2 separate regions of the Homo sapiens genome follow, and region 1 is linked to region 2. Evidence: chromatin loops called from intact Hi-C (ENCODE). Cell type or tissue: HepG2. All regions are shown on one strand.

Evidence for each region. Peaks named below come from ENCODE experiments on the same cell type or tissue, not always from the same donor. Only the 100,000 strongest peaks of a DNase experiment are listed, where the experiment ranks them.
Region 1: a loop joins it to region 2, with 6 times the contacts of the local background. A loop is called at or near these places in 5 of 110 quality-filtered maps.

The regions. Positions count from the first base shown.
Region 1 is chr11:83,223,326-83,231,325 of GRCh38, forward strand. It overlaps ANKRD42 (ankyrin repeat domain 42), which reads left to right. Exons shown (of 11, transcript NM_001300975.2): 6 at 1,530-1,730; 7 at 4,422-4,547. Among named protein-coding and RNA genes, the nearest start is that of ANKRD42, 34 kb to the left of the region's middle. In HepG2, no CTCF peak of the experiment used is centred here; no DNase peak of the experiment used is centred here.
Region 2 is chr11:83,803,874-83,811,873 of GRCh38, forward strand. All of the region lies in intron 17 of DLG2 (discs large MAGUK scaffold protein 2), which reads right to left. Among named protein-coding and RNA genes, the nearest start is that of DLG2-AS2, 170 kb to the left of the region's middle. In HepG2, no CTCF peak of the experiment used is centred here; no DNase peak of the experiment used is centred here.

The DNA.
Region 1 (8,000 bases), 580 kb before region 2:
AAGAAATAGGGAGAGTAATTGGGAACCTGATGCAATAATTCAGGCTACTATTTCGGTTGGCCAGTATACAGGCAGCAAAGGTAGTGAGAAGTAATCAGGTTCTGTATATATTTTGAAGGAGCCAGTAAAATTTGTTGATGGATTAGATGTGGGGAGTAATGGAAAGGGGAGTCAAGGATGGCTCCAAGGCTTATGGGCCTGAACAATGTGGAGAGAACTTCCATTAACCGAGACGGGGAGATAATATAAGGTAAATGTGTGTGAGGAGGCTAAGGAGCTCAACTTTTGACATATGTTAGAAATGCTTATAAGACTTTTAAGTGTAAATGATGAGTAAGCAGTTAGAGGAATCTGAAGTTTCAGGGGGGCAGGGCCTAGTGTGAGGGGCAGCTGAGGGAGGATAGATTGATATGTGCCAGCAACTTGTCTTATCTGGACTTCTTTTCTGGTACTTCTTGTTTCACCTGAATTATACTGGCCACTTGGACATTACCCTGCCTCTCCATAATCAAGATATGTGAATTGGGCTTATTTCCCAAGCGGTCATTTCTTAAGTGTAAAGACTGTCTTGGTCTTTGTAATCATTGCCTCAAAGCTTGTAACAACTCCAGATTCATTCCTTTTTTTTTTTTTTTGCATGAAGTTTTAGGTTATGGCTGTCCCTGAGTCTCATCCAATATACTTTCTTTCAGGGATTCCTTAAAATTTCTTGTCTGTTCATGGCATTCTTGTTTTTTTCTTTAGTTTTTTATAGCTTTAAAAAATACCTTTTCTGTTATTTCCTGAAGGGCTATAAATGTTGAAGTCAGTGTATATACCTAGTCTGCAGTTCAATCCATTCTTCTTGTTTATAATAAAAAGAATAAATTATTATAGAAAAGTGACAAATGCATAGTGATAAAATATTATAATGTTCTTATTTGCAGAGTGACTATTGGTTTATTTCTTCCACTTCTTCCCAAAATATTAAATTTTACTTATTTATTTTACTTATATAATAAGCATTTTATCCTGTAATTATAAACTGCATAATTGGGATTTCACTTTCTAAGATAACTTTCTGGGCCTGCTCTTCGGTGACCCTCATCTGGTCTTTATAGACTCATGGTAAGTGTAACTATTCAACCATTTACTCACTGCTTTGAAGTGACTAGAAGGCTGACTGTGTAAAGAAATGCAGGCTGGGAAAAAGGTCTCTTCTCCGTGTTCCTGTCATTTGGGGCAGGGATAGTCATCTCCCTATAAGGAATAGAGCTAATGTGTTATTTCTTTTTTCAAGTTATTTTAGTTTCAATTTAAAAAATAAATTCTGCCAGGCATGGTAGCTCCTGCCTGTACTCCCAGCTACTTGGGAGGATGAGGTGGGGGGAATCACTTGAGCCCAGGAGTTGGAGGCTATAATGAGCTATGATTGTGCCACTGCACTCCAGCCTGGGTTACAGAGCAAGATCTTGTCTCTAAATACATACATACATACATAAAAATTTTAAAAAATAAAAATTAAATTAATTTTTTTTCCTTTCCTCTAGTTCACTTAGCAGCCATGGAAGGCCACCTTCACTGTTTCAAATTCCTAGTCAGTAGAATGAGCAGTGCGACGCAAGTTTTAAAAGCTTTCAATGATAATGGAGAAAATGTACTGGATTTGGCCCAGAGGTTCTTCAAGCAGAACATTTTACAGTTTATCCAGGGGGCTGAGTATGAAGGAAAAGACCTAGAGGATCAGGAAAGTAAGTAATTAAGTTATATGTTCTAGCATATAATGTGATGATGATGATGATGATAATATAATGAGTAGAATCAATGAAATAGGAAAAGATATAAGGCAAATGTTATATACGTTATATGTAAAAATATAAACATGTTTAATATATAACATATTAAAATTTATTACATATCGTTGTCTATACATTCATCTAGATTCTTTACTATGAAATATTTTAGACAAAAATGTGTAGAGGTTGGTTGCAGTGGCACATGCCGGTAATCCCAGAACTTCGGGAGTCTGAGGTGAGTGGATTGCTTGAGCCCAGAAGTTTGAGACCAACTTGGGAAATATAGTAAAACCCTATCTCTACAAAAAATACAGAAATTAGCTGTATGTGGAGGCATGCCTGTAATCCCAGCTACTTGGGAGGCCGAGGTGGGAGGATGGATTGAGCCCAGGAAGTCAAGGCTACAGTGAACCGTGATTGTACCTCTGCACTCCAGCCTGGGTGACAAAATGAGACCCTGTCTCAAAAAAAAAAAAAGAAAAAGATTAACATAATGAGCAGTGAATCACTAAATTTAAGAATAAAATATAGAGGCCAGATGCGGTGGCTCACGCCTATAATCCCAGCTACTCGGGAGGTTCAGGCAGGAGAATCACCTGAACCTGGGAGGTGGAGGTTGTGGTGAGCTGAAATCATGCAATTGCACTCCATCCTGGGCAGCAAGAGCGAAACTCCATCCTGGAAAAAAAAAAAAAAAAAAAAAAAGGAATAAAATATAGAGTTGAAGCCCTTTGGAGCTCTCTCCCTAATACCATTACCTTTTCTTCCTCCTCAAGGGTAAACTATTATTTTAGATTTTTCATTCCATTCTGTGGTTTTATATTTTAGTTATATATATGAGTTGGGGTCTCACTATGTTTCCCAGGCTGGTCTCAAACTCCTGGCCTCAAGTGATCCTCCTGCCCCAGCCTCCCCGCAAAGCACTGGGATTATAGGCATGGGCCACTGCATCCAGCCTGTATTATTCTTTATGTGCATTATTTGTTATTGTTGTATTGTTATTTTTATTTGTTTCTCCTTCAAATATTTTCCATCTGTTCAATCTGCAGATGTGGAACTTGCAGGTATGGAGGGCCAGCTGTACATCTGTACACATACATATGTACACATACACACACACACACACATACACACACACATACACACACACAACTGGAAGTACCTAACCTGATCCCTAGCATATAGGTGATGCTTAATAAAATGTCTTTAATGATAGTAACTACATAAACTGAGTCCTTACTAAAAATGCCAGACATGATAGTAAGCACTTGTAAGGATTGCATTGTTTTGTCTTTTTTAAAAATAAGATCTTCTTGATACTTGGTTACCAAAGAATTCATAATTTAACCCTCTCAATGCATCTGAAATGTAGCTATTCTCATTTTTACATATGGAAAGAAACAACCTAGAATAGCCAAAGAATATTTTTAAAATAACAAAGTTGGAAGGACTTACACGACTTGATTTTAAGACTTTTACTATAATGCTATGGTAATCAAGGCAGTGTGTAGTAATGGCAAACAGACATACAGATCAGTAAGACAGAATACAATAAAGACCAGCAAGAGTAGGGCATGATGGTGCATCCCTGTAATCCTAGCTACCCGGGAGGCTGAGGTGGGAGGATTGCTTGAGCCCAGGAGTTCAAAGTTACAGTGAGCTGTGACCACACCTCAGTGACAAAGTGAGACCCTGCCTCTAAACAAAACAAAACAAAACAAAACAGTATGACAACTATTTACATAGCATTTCTATTGTATTAGGTATTGTGAGTAACCTAGAGATTATTTAAAGTATATGGGAGGGAGGATGTGCATAGGTTTATATGTAAATATTATACCATTTTATATAAGGGACTTGGGCATCCACAGATTTTGGTATCTTTGGGGGTCCTGGAACCCTTAGGATTCCAAGGGATGACTCTATATGTGTGTGCACATACAGACTTCTTATTTGCTTCTAGTCTATTTTGCTGTTTTCACTATCTTATAAGCAGAAAAGGAGAGGTCTGTGCAACTGCAGGCCGTGAGAACAAGTGTGTCTTTATTTATTTATTTTTTTTGAGATGGAATCTCACTCTTGGCTCACTGCAACCTCCACCTCCCAGGTTCAAGTGATTCTCCTGCCTCAGCCTCCTGAGTAGCTGTGATTACAGGCGTGAGCCACCACACCTGGCTAAGTTTTGTATTTTTAGTAGAGACAGGGTTTCACCATGTTGGCCAGGCTGGTCTTGAACTCGTGACCTCAAATGATTCACCCATCTCAGCCTCCCAAAGTGCTGGGATTACAGGCGTGAGCCACCATGCCCGGCTTCTAAGTGTGTCTTTATACAAAGGGTTTTAAAGGGTTTTAAATGACCATCCCCTGTGTTTTGTGGTGATATGAGAGAGAAAGAGAGTATGGCTAAAAATTGTCCTGGTACAATACTTCTGGCATGTTTGAAGTCCTGAGGGTAAAAGGAGTAGAATGATTAGTAATAATCTCATTTTATAATTCTCTTTTTACTGGTAGTCATCAACTGAACTCATCCGATTACAACAGCCTTATATTTGAGAAAATATTGAAACCTGAAATATATGACAGCTTAAGACAGGGAAAAGAATAAACTCTTATGTTTATTGAAATGCTGAATTTTTTTATTCATAGCTTTAGCATTTCCAGGTCATGTGGCTGCCTTTAAGGGTGATTTGGGGATGCTTAAGAAATTAGTGGAAGATGGAGTAATCAATATTAATGAGCGTGCTGATAATGGATCAACTCCTATGCATAAAGGTGAGTTATGATTCCTCCTTTCAGTTCGGATACAATAGCTGCTGAGTTATTCATCTTTTAAAGTAATTATCAGTCAGAAACACATGAAACATGAAACTTTTTTCTGATACCCTAGCAGATATCAGTCTATCTTGTATGGTATATAGAATGCCTAATTTTCAATTCAAGTGTAATGTTTCTTTTATGATGCCAGATATTCATACATTATCTTATTCAAGGGTAATTCCAATAAAATTTCTATAGTGACATTGTCATGTTAGTTAAGATGTGAAATGTACTGCTAGAGAAGTTTCTTAGGATAACATTTTTAAAATGACCTATTAATTCATACTAAAATAGAAATCATCCCTCTCTCTCTCTTTTTTTTTTTTTTTTTTTTTTTTTTTTTTTTTTTTTTAGACCGGGTCTGGTTCTGTCACCCAGGTTGGAGTGCAGGTGGAGACCTCCTGGGCTCAAGTCATCCTCCCAAGCTCAGCCTCCCTAGTAGCTGGGATTATAGGCATGTGCCACCACACCCGGCTAATTTTTTGTCTTTTTAATAGAGATGGGGTTTCACCATGTTGGCCAGGCTGATCTTGAACTCCTGGCCTCAAATGATCCACTCGCCTTGGCCTCCTGAAGTGCAGGATTACAGGCGTGAGCCACCATGCCTGGCCTGATGGCAGGTGATTCTTACTAAACTCTTAGATTAAAATGATAGTAGGCTTATTAATATAATCGTGTTTGAATTGGACTTTATTTCACAAATACTTCTGGCAGTCCTCAGATCATATATTATGTTCCCATTGGTTAGGTTTTTAGCTTACTTTGTTTAATCCATAATGTATCTCAAAGTACAGAATCTAAGTGCTATGTGTACCAATGGTTTTATAAGCAAGGGAAATGAGAAGAGATGGGATGCAAAGGATGTTTTCTCCTACACAGAGAGAGGTCCACAGATTGGTGAGCTCTGTGCCCTCGATTTGGAGTATCTCACTCCATCCATTTCTGCTGGCCATCCAGGAGTTAAACTCTCTACTGTGAGATATGTGAATGGGGAGGAGGCTGAACATGTACCTAAAGTTTTTTTTGTTTTTTTTTGTTTTTTTTTTAATGTGGTTTCTTGGAGCAAAGCCACTGTATGAGTTTACTAGGGCTGATATAACAAAATGCTGCAGACTGGATGGCTTAAGCAACATAAATTTATTTTCTCAGAGTTCTGGAGGCTAGAAGTCTGAGATGAAGGTGGCAGCAGGTTTGGTTTTTTTTGAGGCTTCTCTCTTTGGCTTATAGATGACCTGCTGCCTTCTTGCTATACCCTCACATAGTCTTTCCTCTGTGCATGACCATATTTGTGTCTTGATGTCCTCCTCTTGTAAGTAAATTAGTCAAATTGGATTAGGGCCCACCCATATCACCTTATTTTTCTTTAGTTACCACTTTAAAGGCCCTATCTCCAAATACAGTTGGATTCTGAGGTACTGGAGGTTAGGACTTTAACATATGAATTTTGAGGGGAACACAATTCCTCCTATAACACATCCATTTTATAGCCCCCATTTCATATCCTACATATGTTTTTTATTGCTAATGCGCGTGTGTGGGGGTGTCATTTAGACACAGTAGGAAAAGATAGGCTCACTCATGGTGCTCATAGTACATCTTTGTGGGGACAGTAAATTAAGTTTCATTGATGGCTAGTTTTCAGCCTGTCCTAGTCATTTCTTCACCACTTGAACTGAAAGAGAAATGAGGGATCTGGAAGCAGGTTCTAAAGAGACTGTTCTACAACAACAAGGTGTTTTTAATATAGATGTTGGAAGTTGGGAAGGTGAAAGTGATGAGGAGCCAAAAGAGTTTGCTCTTCACCCTCTTTTCGTGAGTCCATCCATCAAGGACTCCTAGGGCTAGGAGTGGATCAGATGGTGTGGTGGAGGGGGATTATAAGTCGCAACAGCTGGAAAAGAGCATTGTTGGGGGACATTTACCTTTTCTTTTTTTCTTTTTAGTTTTTGTGGGTACATAGGTGTATATGTTTATGGGGTATGTGAGATGTTTTGATACAGACATGGAATGTGAAATATTCACATCATGGAGAATGGGGTATCCATCCCCTCAAGCATTTATCCTTTGTGTTATAAACAATCCAGTTACCTTCTTTTAGTTATTTAAAAATGTACAATTAAGTTATTATTGACTATAGTCACCCTGTTGTGCTATCAGATAGTCTCACTCTGTTGCCCAGGCTTGAATGCAATGGGGCGATCACGACTAACTGCAGCCTTGACCTCCTGGGCTCAGGGGATCCTCTCACTTCAGCCTCCTGAGTAGCTGGGACTACAGGCACATGCTACTATGCCTGGCTAATTTTTTGTATTGTTTGTAGAGACAGAGTTTTGCCATGTTGCCCAGGCTGGCCTCGAACTCCTGACTCAAGTGATCCATCCGCCTTGGTCTTCCAAAGTGCTAGGATTACAGGCATGAGCCACTGCATCCAGTCCCATGCTTTCTATTTTTTGGTACCCTTTAACCATCCCTACCTCCCTCTGACTCCCCTACTACCTTTCCCAACCTCTGGTAACCATCCTACTCTTTGTGTCCGTGAGATCAATTGTTTTGATTTTTAGATCCCACAAATAGGTGAGAACATGCAAAGTTTGTCTTTGTGTGCCTGGCTTATTTCACCTAACATGATGATCTCCAGTTCTATCCATGTTGTTGCAAATGACAAGATCTTATTCTTTTTTTTTTTTGAGACGGAGTCTCACTCGGTCGCCCAGGCTGGAGTGCAGTGGCGCGATCTCTGCTCACCGCAACCTATTTCTCCTGGGTTCAAGCGATTCTCCTGCCTCAGCCTCCCGAGTAGCTGGGACTACAGGTGTGTGCCACCATGCCCGGCTAATTTTTTGTATTTTTAGTAGAGACGGGGTTTCACTGTGTTAGCTAGGATGGTCTCGTTTTCCTGACCTCGTGATCCGCCCACCTCGGCCTCCCAAAGTGCTGGTATTACAGGTGTGAAACACTGCGCCCAGCTGATCTTATTCTTTTTTATGGCGGATTAGTACTGCATTGTGTATATGTACCACATTTTCTTTACCATTTATCTGTTGGTGGACACTTAGATTGCTTCCACATCTTAGCTATTGTGAACAATGCTGCAACAAACATAGGAGTGAAGATGTCTCTTTGATATACCCATTTCCTTTCTTTTGGGCATATACCCAGCAGTGGGATAGCTGGATTGTGTGGTAGCTCTATTTTTAGTTTTTTGAGGAACCTCCAAACTGTTCTTCATAGTGGTTGTACAAATTTACATTCTCACCAACAGTGTACGAGGGCTCCCTTTTCTCCACATCCTCACCAGCATTCGTTATTGCCTGTCTTTTGGATGTAAGTCATTTTAACTGGGGGGAGATGATATCTTATTTGTACTTTTGATTTGCATTTATTTGACTATCCATGATGTTGAGTGCC
Region 2 (8,000 bases):
GGTCAAAATCTGTTAATGCAAAACTCAAACTCTGGCTGCTGCATGTGGGACTCATCTGATGTTTTTTTCATCGTAGTTCCTCAAGTTGATGACATTCTTTTGTGTTTGGGCTTATGTGTATCTTGGCATCTGGCTGTTGCCCATAATTACATCTTAGTATTTCTTTGACTTATTCCTCATCTAAAAATAAGGTAATCATCTCATTGCCTAAAAGCTCCCAAGAAACAGGTTTTGTGAGTTTAGGCAAACTGTGTCAAGAACTCTTAAGTCCCCTCTTCCCAATTACTTTCATCAAATCTTCCCAATTGCAATCAGTCAAATCTTTTTGGGAAGTCAAAATCTTCCCAACTGCAATCAGTCAAATCAAGAGGAGGAGATCTGAATAAACAGAGATGCATGAAAATCAACTTGTATTCACCACTATGAATGAGAAATAATATTTATTAAACTATTTCTCTTCAAAATATCTGTTGCTTTTGTTTTTTCCTTTCTAATTTACTATGCTAGTTCTAAGCATTGATCTGAACTATTGAAACAGGCCCTGTTTCCTGTTTATTTTGAAAAATTTCAAATTATAGAAAACTTGAAGAACATTATAATAAAAACTCATAAAGATTCAACAGTTCTTAACATTTTGGTACATTTGTTCTCCCTCTCTTCCTCCTTCTCACTCTCTCCACTTACCTACCTATCTGCCTAGCAGAAGACACACACACACACACACACACACACACAGACACACACTTTTTCTGAACCATTTGAATTATGTTGCAGACGTCATTCCACTTTCAATCTAACATATCAGCAAGGCATCTTCCCAGTGTAAAGACATTTTCTGTATAACCACAATGCCATTATTACTCCAGAGAAAGCAAACAAAACTAATATTTCTATAACATTTAATATATTGCACCTATTCAAATTTCCTCCGTTATCCTCCAAATGTCTTTTACAGATTTTTTTCTTAAATCCAGGATTTAAGTTTTATGCATTGCATTTGGTTGTTACTATGTCTTTAGTCATTATTAGTCTTGAACATTACCTACATTTTTCTTTAAATAAAATTTACTCTTTTTTTAAAAATAATTTCAGTCAGATGCTTATAGAGTGTTCTGCATTTTGAATTTGTCTGATTGTTTCTTCAGAATCAGGTGAAACATTTTTAGCAAAATCCAGTGTGTAATGAATGCTGTGTATTTCTTACTGCGTCATAGCAGGAAGCTCAAAATACATGGACCACCAGATCTCTTCATTTAAAAGGCACCTTTCTATTTTGCAAATAACAATCTATAAGGTGGTTTATTTGAGACCATGTAAATATCCTTTTTCCAGTCAACTTTAACCCCTAATTGTTTTAGCATCTATGGATTATGCTTTCTTGAAATAGTTATTTTGTAGCGGGTTAAAAAATGGTTATTTTATAAATTCTTTATTTATTCTAGAATTATTAGCTGGTATTATTTTGTGCAGGAGAGCTTCTCCCATATATATATATAATTTTTCTCTATCATTCTGGATTTATTTTTGATATATCATGACATAATTTTTTATATATCATATTAGAATGTTTTTGATATATAATATTGTTCTTTTTGATATATCATATATTTGGTTTTTTGATATAGCATGATATTATATCTCATTACCATGTGGTAGACTTCTAATTGATGTTAGCTTTTCCTCTAATCTCTGTCTCTCTCCCATCCTCCCTCTCCCTTTTGTCTACTCTCAATACCTTGATAGTCATCTTGTATATCACAACCACTCTACTTTTCTTTAAATACTGCCTTTCACATTTTATACATGCCACAGATGCTCATATTCATCTGTGTTCCTAACTGCTTGTAAATTATGTGCAAATTTCTTAGCCCTATATTTAAGCCCTTTCACAATGCAGCTTTTACCACAACCCTCTCTAGTCTTTTTAAGACCAGATACTTCTCTGATATGAGGGAACGTTAGAGTGGATTCTGTCTAGTCCTCCCATATCATTGGTGGAAAAAGTGAGGCACAGAGAATGAAGTTATTTTCCAAGGTCACTCAGTGTATTTGTAGTAGAGTCCAGATGAGAATGCTAGAGTTCAATGTCCTACATTACACGCCTCCTCTCCTAAGCAAACCCTCTGCTGCTGCTAGAAGCTTCATGTCCATCCCTAGCCTAATGTTATTCCCTTGGGCCTAACTTCCTCCTCCTTGTTTTACTTCCTGTTTTCCTGGATTCTTTGAAGTCTTGGCCTTCTCCCTTGTCCAGGTCAGGTTCTATCTTCCCAGACCTCCTGTAATCATGATGGTCCGTGACACTTACTTGGCCATCAGCCCCACAACCTGGCAGCATTACATGAATTTTGGTCCTTCTTTACTCTTTTATTATTATTTTTCAGGTGAGCAGTAATGCAAGCTCATTTTAAACAACTAAAACAATACAAAAAAACAGCAAGTAAACTGTGAACATCTTTCTATCTTAACCTTCAGGTAACCACTGATAATAAACTAGACAAATTAACTCTATACACTTTCTCTACACATATTTACATATCCCCAGCTACATTCCCAATGTCTAGGATAGTGCCTGGTTCCTGTCAGTGAGTGAATATATGTGAGTGGAAAAACATTCATGTTTACCTCCATATATAGTCATTGTTTTAAAGAATGATCCCATAATAACACACGATGTTCTGTGATTTGCTTTCTTTTTCTATTTACCTTTTTAATGAATAAATATCAATAACTAGACTGTAAGCCCCACGAGGGCAGTCCCAGCCACTGTTTCAGGCTTCTTGTTTTCCCAGGATGTGGCACAAATCGATGTCCTCATACATTATTACTGAGGGTGACTACAGCTTTACGTGCTTGATGAATCTCTTCCTCAACTCTGAAGAAGCCTTAAGGTTCACAAAGACTCCTGTTCCTCTAAAGAGGAATTATTAATCAGCTCACCAAGGATTTCATGGCCAATTTCAGTGTCTAATAGTGAAAACGATGTAAACTAGAAAAGAAAGTATAAGCGAGGAGAATAATATAGCAGACAAGCAGGACCCTAGAAGGTGGCAACCAACTTTGCCACCTTGAAAGGCATAATTCTCTATACTGGAGCTGCCATCTTGAATGTGGACTTTTGTGGGAAGTATTAGGCAGACCACATAAATACAGCCTTAACTCCAAGCATTACTGATTTCAAAAAATGCTTCTAGACATTTGGGAAAACTAGAAGCAGCAACAGAATCATTTCAAAACTCTCCTGAAAAGACAAACTCCATACAATAAGGAGTGAGAAAGAGTGACCATCGTCTGGAATCATCTCTCCTTCATCACTTTCCTTTGTTCTCTGAAGCATATATCAAGACTTCATAAAAGCAGTCAAGGCTGTGCTGAATCTTTCACTATCAGTCCCAAGTGGATATTATAAGCATCAGAAAAATTTTCCATTTACACAGGCAGGGAGGTATTTTCAGTAATTTATATCTTTTCTAATTACTAACCAATTCTCTCTTTCCAGCCTCCCAATTTAGCACATAGAATTGCTGCTCCCTGCAGAAAACAACTCTCCAGCAAGGTGTGAGTTTCCATGGTTAGTTGCCAGAGCTTCAGATGTGAACGGAGCTGCAAAGCCACAATCCATTCAGTAGATAAAAACATCAAGAAATAAAGTTCCACTGCATTCGTTCAGTTCCTAGCACAAAGTGAATGCTCAGTAAATAATAGGAAGGAGGGGAAAAGCGAATCAGGAGAACAGAAAAGAAAAGGAGAGAGGGAATAAAGGGAGAAGAAATCAAGGCAATTGACTTTCAAACTGTTTGTGACCAAGAATTTAACTGTGGAAGGAGATCACTAATAAAGATAATACTAGTTACTGAATACTGAACAAGAGGGTATTGTGTTAGGCTTGTTATTGTTAATCCTCCCAAGAACTTTGCTGAGGTCAACTTTAAGATGGGAAAACTGAGGCACAGAAAGATTAGATGCTTCGAAAGTAGCAGAGCTAACATAAGAGATACGGTCTGTGTGGTGCACACACTGTGTCCTTTCTCCCCTACTTAATCTTCCCTCTTCTCTTATAATACCTGCTGTCTCCAGCCTTAGGTCTGCAGGTAACACTCCTATCTTTGACAGTCATCAATGTTGCTATGTGCTTCCAAATCTACTTCTGCTCCCCACGCATACACATTCCCTTCCCCATAATATCACATGCCTTCTAACAGCAGCCTCGTGCCGGTCATCACAATGGGCCACTTTGCTTTTCCATCTCAGTAAACAGCCCCCTCCAGGCATACTGTAGTCTTGGTGTCTACAGGCTGTTTCCCTGTTTCTTTAGGGCAAGCTTGGTCAGTGCAGGGACCAGCTTTCCTCAACAGCTCTGCCACTTTGGGTATTAGAGAGCACAACAATCTCCCAGAGCATTTTAACGTCAAACCCTTTTAATATTCCTGTGGCCAAGTTCAGTGCCTTCTCACCCAGCTCCTTCCTTGAATTATGCTTCAGCCTATATTGGGGCCAGTTCTGTGAGAGGCTGGCTGCAGGTTCTGATCAGCGGTGGGCTCTGCCACATCTTGTGAGACCAAGAGGCATTAAGTCAGTAAGCACAAGGGCAGCAGTCATCCAGAAGGGGAAGAAGCACTGGAGGCTGCCTGAAACAGAGGACCTGGAACTCTCAAACTCCATTCACTGCACTAACAGTTGCCAGCAACAGAATAAAATATATGTGACTAGCCCTTGCTGTTCTTGGCACGAGGAGTTCCATGAAACCCAGACATATAATTCTGCATTCTTTAAATCATCATCCTCTATCTTTTCCCTTTCCAAGTTTGCATTGCATGCAGTTTCCTGTTGCATTGTTTTCTCTTTTGTCAAACTCCTACCACCTGGAAAAGTTGCCATGTACACTGCACTGTACACCGTACACCATACACTGCACACTGCACTGTAAAGGTGTGGTCCCTTGATTCTCATTTTTTTTCCTCTCTATTATACCCTCACCCTTTCCTCCCATTCTCCCCTGCAGGGTCTCACCTCTGTGATCCTCTCCTGATCTGTCTCTCTGCATCTGTGACTAGATTCCCTTCACTTCTTCCTTCCTTACCTTTCCTCTGCGGCTGGGCTGTGTCTATTTCCTCCTCCTGCAGCTGGTCTCACTTGCTTTTTCTTACCACCTCCCTCTGAGTGATCTGCCTCTACTTTCCTGCTGCATCCTCTCTTCTCTTCTCTGGTTGATTTATCGTGCTTTATTGGGAAGACAGCCTATGACTGGCTGTTTACCACCTAATTTCTGGAATTGTGTTATCCTTTTGAAGTCCAAACTGATGTGCTGTGAAAGTCTCATAATTAGACTTATAAAAATAAATCTTTCTCATTCCACCATCAATACAACTAAAACACTGGGTTAGCTGTCAAATACAGGCAAGCCAGAGGAGCTTGCTCCTGAAAACTAAAATAGCAAAATTATCTGTGCTAGCATTTGGAAATGCTATCTTAGGCTGTGTTGCTTATACATAATGCTCTGTGACTCTAAGTCAAGGACAAGCCTCAAGTTAGGGTTTTTCCATGTAGGGCTTCTGGAGAAACTCCTTAGGATTTATAGGTCTCTGGAGCTTCTTCAAAATCCACTTGTTCCTGTCTACTATAGAGACCTGCTACATATCAAAGAACCAAGTGAATGTTCAACCCCCTTCTTAACACCATCATTATAAACTGAATGTTCTAAATTCTATATTTGCTCCTGAACTGACCCTTAGTCCTTGCCTAGAACCAGTCAGTCAACAATAGCTCAACTTTGGGCTTTTGGGTATGTATGTAGCTCAAGGTTTATATCATCTGCATTGTAACCTCCATTTCTTACCCATCCTTTGCCAATATTTTCTTCCCTCTTAAAAGTATGAAATAAGTACTGAAATGTTTCAATTTTTGTATGGCCCTAAGATACAAAATACGGGTTGAAGAAGCACTAAGGGGAAAATTCACATTTGGAGATGTGAAAACCATGAATATTATATTAGAAGACAGATGCATGCATGCCATCCATTTGCAGAGAATGCATCATTGCTAAATATTGCTTCTCTTCAAAGTTATGCATAATGAGAAAGTCAGGTAAACCAGGAAAAAGTATGGATTTTTGGATGAATAGGAGACTAAGCAAATAACTATGCATAAAAAGCATAAATCACTCACCAACAAATTGTATAAACTACAATGTGTTTTCCAGGATAAAGTGTGTGAAGGTATCTGTTGTATGAATACAAATTCACCCTTCTTTTCTTTCTTTTTCAGGCTTGTGAGTGTTTGACAATGTAAATTATTCTTCCTGAGAACAAGTCCACCTGAGGATTAGTGAATGGGTGTGATTTTCAACCAAAAAAACTTGTATTTAGCTGCCTTCTTTCTCACACCTATAAGTTCCTGGCTAATGTTGATATTTATCAAATGCTGTGTGCAATAAAAACAAGTATTTCCCTAAAGAAAGTAAATTGTGCTGCAATTGTTTATGTGTGTGTGTGTATGTATACATGTATATATGCTGTGTATAAAAATATAAATAATTTTGGTAATTATTGATGAGTAGATAATACCTTAGCACATTTATGTTCCTAAAGGAAGAAAAATCCAGGGATAGGTATATTTTCAAGAAGGCTTGGTAGATTTGGCTCTGGCTTGTGTCATCATTTAGCTTTGGAATTTTGTACTTTAGTTCCTTTGTTTATTAAATAAACAACAAACAAACAAATATTGTACAAGAGGAACTCTGGTATTCCATTCGGAGTTATGATTCTGTGATTCTATCTTGTGGTTTTAAAATACCTACATACTGTAAGATGTTTGATTCTGCAAAGAGCTATGAACCTATTCTGCCTTTTCCCATGCAAAAGTCATTCTTTTGTTTACTCATTTATTCTAGAAACATTTATTTGTGATTTACTATGTTTATTTATGATTTACAATAGGTTCTGTGCCATGTCCCATGGATTCAAAGATTATTTAGATAGCCTCTGTTCTTGAGGAGCTCAGTATATATAAGATGATCTCCTACTTTATAGAATTTTTTCTCAAAGACCTAACTGTAGAAAGTCAAGCTTTCTATGCAAATAACTCAATATGTACCCATAACTCCAAGTCCTGACGCTAACTGGTATTGTATTTTGGAGAAGTGGTTTATCTTCTGTGTTAAATCTCTGAGGTAGTGTAATAGAAGGGAAAGAGTGTGGGTTTTGTCCAGCAGACTCAGGATTGGAATTTTGACTCTGTACATCTATTAAGTGATGATAGGAATATCTACTTCAAAATGGTTGCAGAGTTATATTGAGAACTGAATAAGGTGATGCAGATGAAAACCCACTCAATGAATGGTAGCTTTTGCTTTTACTATGGGAAATTGAAGAATACTTCTGCTTTGTTTAAGCACCCTTTTCAAATCAGTAAACCAATAAATTCATTTTTTCTGGACTAAATTCTTTGAAGACTCTTTTCTTAGTATAATCTATGGCTGTAACCTCTATGCAAGAGTCTGTATTAGGTTGAACCACACAAAATTGACAATATTCAACTTGACCTACAGAAATGGCAACTTCATATGGTTCAGCCTAATAACATTATTAATATCACTAAAAGAAAATTTTAATTTCTACTTTTTAATGTAAATAGCATGTACAATTTCAATTTTTTTCTAGAAGAGTATTTCCTCACTAAAAAGTATGTTTAGTGTGTAAAATTCACGACATTTGCTGTTTTGATTAAGAAAAATAATGTTAAAATAAATCTTCCTGGTTCTTTTTCCCAAAATAGTTTTAGGAAGTTTAAATTTGAGTTAAATGTTGTGAAAATTTTAGCCTCAGGAAATGTGAAAAGGGACATTAAAGTCTTATGTATTGTTGGCTATCAGGGAAAAGAGTAAATCTTTGACCATTCTAAAAGAACAACATTGGAGTTGTCAGCTAATGAGCTGAAAGTTGTTCTGTGATATATTACTGAGCAAAAGATTAGAGGAAACTAGTATAACAGAGAGAAAGAGAAAG